Regions from separate parts of the Homo sapiens genome. Here region 2 is linked to region 1. Evidence: chromatin contacts called from ENCODE Hi-C or POLR2A ChIA-PET data. All regions are on one chromosome and are shown on one strand. The core of a region is the stretch at or near the end of the contact, and the rest is flanking DNA. Distances in the headings are between cores, read along the strand shown. Region 1 overlaps VPS35L (VPS35 endosomal protein sorting factor like). Region 2 overlaps IQCK (IQ motif containing K).

Region 1 (2,700 bases), core at 76-2,575:
TCTTTATTGCCCTGAATAAAGGGTTATGAAAAAAAAAAAAAAATCTCATAGAGGGAAATACTTTCACATTGAAGGTGACTTAGGAGAGCTTAGAAAATGAATAAGGACTCTAATTTTTTACTTCCACATATTGATAACATTTTGAAAATACATGCACAGAATAAATAAAACTTTTGATACCAGTTTAGGGGTCCAGGCTGCCTACCTGTTGTGTAGAGTTTTATTGGAACGCAGCCACATCAATTTGTTTGCACATTGTGGCCACTTTTATGCTACAGTGGCAAAGATGAGTCGTCAGGAAAGTGACCCATGACCTACAAAACCTCTAGTATGTTCATCCATCCAACAAATATTGAGTACCCCCTGTGTGCCAGGCACTGATCAGTACTAGGAATATGTCAGTGAACAAAACAAGCACAAATCTCTGCCTTTGTGGAGCTTGCATTCTAGTTGAATCTCAAATTCTGAGGCTTCTAGGGACCAGGCAGGTCACATAAAAGAGTGAAAAGCACGCTGATGATGAGAGACAGTAGGGGGTGGTTGAGACTGGCAAACTGGTTAGTGTATATGCCATTTCAAGGGGCAGCTACTAATTTGCTCTAGCTGTGTTATCCTATAGAGATATCGCCACATTTTTGACATATTTTATGTGAAGAAGGAGAAAATATGGCATGTGAGTTCTCCCAAGTTGTAGAGTTTGTTTTAGTTTTTGTGTTTGAGACAGGGTCTTGCTCTCTCACCCAGGCTGGAGGGCAGTGGGTGATCATGGCTCACCGCAGCCTTGAACTCCTGGGCTCAAGCAATCCTCCCACCTCAGCCTCCCAAGTAGCTGAAACTACAGGCGTGCACTGCCATGCCTGGCTAATTTTTAAATTTTTTGTACATACCCTGTCTCACAGTGTTGCCCAGGCTGCTCTTGAACTCCTGGGCTCAAGCAGTCTTCCTGCCTCGGCTTCCCAAAGTGCTAGGATTACAGGTGTGAGCCACTATGCCCAGCCTCTTCCAGTTTTTACGTGTTGGTAACCAATTCAAAAAATGTTAAAACACTTTGTGGGCTGTTGTGTGTTGTGGAGTGGCCATGCACAACTGGTCACAGGCTGGATTCAGCCCGTGGGCTGCCTGTTTTCACCTCTGGCCTAGCATGGAGTGTGGACCATCGTCTGAGTGGATGGAGATACTTGAGACTCCTTTAGATTCCAAAGGGTAAAACGATCACTTTTCTGCCTTTCAAAGAAAGTAAAAGTCTACTGGAAAAACTAAAAACAAAACAAAAAAAATGTGGCTTAAAATCTGTCCCACCAGGTGGCAGCATACCATCACAAGTTAAAGCCTGTCTGGGCGATGATAGCTCTGGGTCCCTAATTAACAAACATTTATTTACTGTTTGCTCCTGAAGAGTGTGATACTAACACCATCTGTCCTTTTCCTCCCAGGAAAGCTCGTGTACGAGCGCATCTTTTCCATGTGTGTGGATAGCCGCAGCGTCTTACCAGGTAATGTCGCAGCTGTTCCTGGGGTGTCATTCTGCCCTGGAGTCAGGACTAGAAGGCTTTTATTGAGTCAGGATTCATTGAAGCTTGATAAAGGTTTTAATTTTGGGTGTGTTAAAGTAAAAGAAACACCTTTGAAGATTTCTGATCACCTCAGTCTTCTAAAAACATTAGAAGGTTTCTAAATGGCCCGTGTAGGAACTCAGGCAAGTCATTTGAATCTGCAAAGGCCTCACAGTTAGATTCAGCCAAACTTTCACACGAACATATTTTCCTCTGCTGCTTGACTTTAATATTTTTCCTATGTATCGTTCCCTCCTAAGAAGCAACTTGCTTGGAAAAAAAAATCAAAAACGACTTTATGCATATTAAAGAATGATGTCAAATAGATCAATAGTAATTGATGCTTTGAATTCACAATCTATACCCAAATGATTTTGCATTAAATTGACTGTCAATCAAGTTTAAATTCCCAGGAGGTTATAATGGGACAAGTGGATGATGAATTTCTTTTGTCGTATAAATGGTAAGAATGATGTGTCTGGCAATGCAGGACTCTCAGCTGCAGCATCCTTTGCCTTTATTCCTCTTTTTAACTTCCGAGCACTGCTATGAGGAAACGTTCTCATCCGTCCAAGCTAGAGCAACCAGCTTGCTCCATTGCCGCTCCACTTCCCTCCGCTCCTGCAGTGGGGCTTCCCAGGAGGTGAATAGAAAGTGTTTGTGACAGTAACCTATAACCTGACCTATATTCTTCCTTCTTTCCTCTTTCCTTTATTCCTCCCTCTCTCTCCTCCTCTCTCTTCCTCTCCCTCCTCCTCTCCCACCCTCTCCTTTTCTCTCTCCTTCTGCTTCCTATCTGTCCATCAATCGATCAATTTATCTTTATTTAATTTTTTTGAGATGGACTCTTGCTCTGTCACCCAGGCTGCAGGGCAGTGGCACAATCTTGGCTCGCTGCAGCCTTCGCCTCCCGGATTCAAGCGATTCTCCTGCTTCACCCTCCTCAGTAGCTGGGACTACTGGTGCCTGCCACCACACCTGGCTAATTTTTGTATTTTTAGTAGAGACAGGGTTTGTACCATGTTGGCCAGGCTGGTCTCAAACTCCTGACCTCAAGTGATTCATCCGCCTCGGCCTCCCAAAGTGCTGGGATTATAGGCATGAGCAACCGTGCCCGTCCCTTTTTTTTTTTTCTATTTAATATTTT
Region 2 (2,700 bases), core at 81-2,580, 210 kb after region 1:
AGAATGAAGGCGCCTGGTTTCCATGGTCTGTTTCTAGGCCCAGTTCTCAGGGCAATTTTCAGGGCCACCCGGCAGGCCAAAATAGGCCACAGCACTATAAATAGTGGATTTGGGCTGCTTCGGGCCTGACTTCTCAGGTCAGGCCCTTCCCTTCCCCCTGCCTGCTCCTGTAGTTGTTTAAACATACTCTGGGTTAGAGCTGCAAGTGTATTTTCCTTAATATGCCCAGAAAATGTCTTGCCAACTTGCCAGGCTATCAGCAAAACTCCCTTTTTATTTGCTCAGTCACAATGTACCCCCAGTATGTGACGAAAACTGATAAACCACACTCCAGGTTTCACTCAGTGGTTCACACAGGGTTCACTGCAGTGAACTGGCTCCAGGGCTCAGGGATTTGAGAAGCCTGAGTGCCACCCTGCCTCTCTTGCCATGTGACCTTGTATGAGTATTTCACTTCTCAGAGCCTCATTTTCCTTATCTGTACGTGAGGCTGATAATAATAAGGAATTCTAGTTCCTAGGGTGGTTGTGTGGAGTAAATGAGAAACCTGTATATTAGCAGGACTGGTTATATATTAATTTGCAGGGCCCAGAGGAAAATGAAAATGCGGGGCTCCTTGTTCAAAGTGATTAAGAATTTCTAGATAGTGTCAGCAGAGCATAAAATAAGTGTGAGGCCCTTGTAAGCATGAGTCCTGTGCAGTTGCACAGGGCAGTGCCCATGAAGCCAGGCCTGCATGTGAGCCACCTAGTACCCTGCCTGGGGTTAGCACCAGCCAAATCTCCAACTTTCCTAGGGTCATTTTTTTTAGACAGAGTTTTCACTCTTGTTGTCCAGGCTGGAGTGCAATGGCGCAATCTTGGCTCTCTGCAACCTCTGCCTCCTGGGTTTAAGTGATTCTCTTGCCTCAGCCTCCCAAGTAGCCTGGATTACAGGCATGCGCCACCACGGCCAGCTAATTTTCTGTATTTAGTAGAGACGGGGTTTCACCATGTTGGTCAGGCTGGTCTCGAACTCCTGACCTCAGGTGATCCACCTGCCTCAGCCTCCCACAGTGCTGGGATTACAGGCGTAAGCCACCACACCCAGCCACATCCTTTTCTTTTAAGGGCTAACCAGTTTCCCTCCAGGGCAAAGTTTAAGGGTAAATTGCGCAGCTGCAATCTAGTCCCTTCTGCTGAGTAACAAACCACTCTAATATTTAGTGACTTAAAACCACAGCAGTTGATTGTTTTTCATGACGTGTGTTAGCTGGGTAGTTCCTCTACTGGTCTCACCTAGACTCGATCATGTAGCTACATTCAGCTGGTGACCTGGCTGGGCTGGAATGTCCAAGCTGGCCTCACATGTCTGGCAGGTGGTGCTGGCTGCTGGCTGGGGCACCACAGTTCTCCTCCATGTGGCTTCTCATCCTCCAGTAAACCACATCAGCTTCCTTAAATTGTAGCAGATACAATCCAGGGGACAAAAACAAAAACTTCAAGCCTTCTGGAAGTTGCACAACACAGCACTTCAGTTACTGTCTATCTGTCAAAGCCAGTCATGAGCCTTGCCTAGATTCAAGAGAGAGGTGATAGACTCCCTCATTCAATGAGAAGCACGACAATGTTTTCAAGGGGATAGGGACCCAGGAAGATGTGATTCAATGGGGCACAGTGCAGCGGTTCTCCGACTTTAGCCCACATCATAATTATCCAGAGGGCCTGTTAACACACAGCCGATGGGCCCCACCCCCAGAAAACTGGAGTCAGTAGGAGTGGAGTGGGGCCTGAGAACTTGTGTTTCAAACAAGTTCTCAGGTGATGCAGATGCTGCCAGTCTACGGATCCGACTTTGAGAGCTGGCAGAGGAGTTAAGTGTCCACACGTGAGGGCAGTGGTGCTCAACCTTGACTGTACATTAGAAACACCAGGGCGGCGATAACAATCCTGAAGCCAGCAGTTAAATCAGAAGCTGTGGTGGTACGACTCAGCCTTCAGTGGGTTTTTTTTAGAGCACCCCCAAGAGAGTCCAGTGGGCAGCCAAGCTAAGAACTGCTACTTTAGAGTTAGGCCATGTAGGTTCAAGTGCTGGCTACAGTATGCACAAGTTTAGGCAAGTTATTCTACCTCTCCTTGACTCGGTTTCCTCTTTGAAAATAGGGATGTTCGGCCAGGCGCGGTGGCTCATGCCTGTAATCCCAGCACTTTGGGAGGCCGAGGCGGGCGGATCACGAGGTCAGGAGATTGAGACCATCCTGGCTAACACGGTGAAACCCTGTCTATACTAAAAAATACAAAAAATTAGCCGGGTGTGGTGGCGGGTGCCTGTAGTCCCAGCTACTCAGGAGGCTGAGGCAGGAGAATGGTGTCAACCCAGGAGGTGGAGCTTGCAGTGAGCCGAGATCGTGCCACTGCACTCCAGCCTGGGTGACAGAGTGAGACTCCGTCTCAAAAAAAAAAAAAGAAAAAGAAAATAGAGATGGTAGCCAGGTATGGTGGTTCACACCTGTAATCCCAGCACTTTGGGAGGCCAAGGCGGGCGGATCACCTGAGGTCAGGAGTTTGAGACTAGCCTGGCCAACATGGCGAAACCCTCTACTAAAAATACAAAAAGCTAGGCACAGTGGTGGGCGCCTGTAATCCCAGCTACTCAGAAGGCTGAGGCAGGAGAATCACTTGAACCTGGGAGGCGGAAGTTGTAGTGAGCCAAGATCGTGCC

The links. A loop is a pair of places that touch in the nucleus more often than their neighbours do. ChIA-PET counts read pairs that join two places held with the same protein, here RNA polymerase II (POLR2A). Pooled maps may share reads with other maps.
Region 2: a loop to region 1 is called in a map of PC-9, with 5 times the contacts of the local background. The contact joins two enhancer-like sites. A Hi-C loop is called at or near these places in 2 of 168 maps with a recorded cell type or tissue (PC-9 and heart left ventricle) and 2 of 50 pooled maps. POLR2A ChIA-PET finds 5 or more read pairs at or near these places in 1 of 52 experiments (Panc1).

What each region holds. Positions count from the first base shown.
Region 1 is chr16:19,600,231-19,602,930 of GRCh38, forward strand. It overlaps VPS35L (VPS35 endosomal protein sorting factor like), which reads left to right. Exons shown (of 31, transcript NM_020314.7): 9 at 1,434-1,493. Among named protein-coding and RNA genes, the nearest start is that of VPS35L, 46 kb to the left of the region's middle. Within about 2 kb of position 1,326, at least 2 of the 41 ENCODE cell types and tissues checked have a DNase peak (open chromatin) inside an H3K27ac peak, as active enhancers do.
Region 2 is chr16:19,808,066-19,810,765 of GRCh38, forward strand. The region is part of intron 7 of IQCK (IQ motif containing K); the gene reads left to right. Among named protein-coding and RNA genes, the nearest start is that of IQCK-AS1, 43 kb to the left of the region's middle. Within about 2 kb of position 1,331, at least 14 of the 41 ENCODE cell types and tissues checked have a DNase peak (open chromatin) inside an H3K27ac peak, as active enhancers do.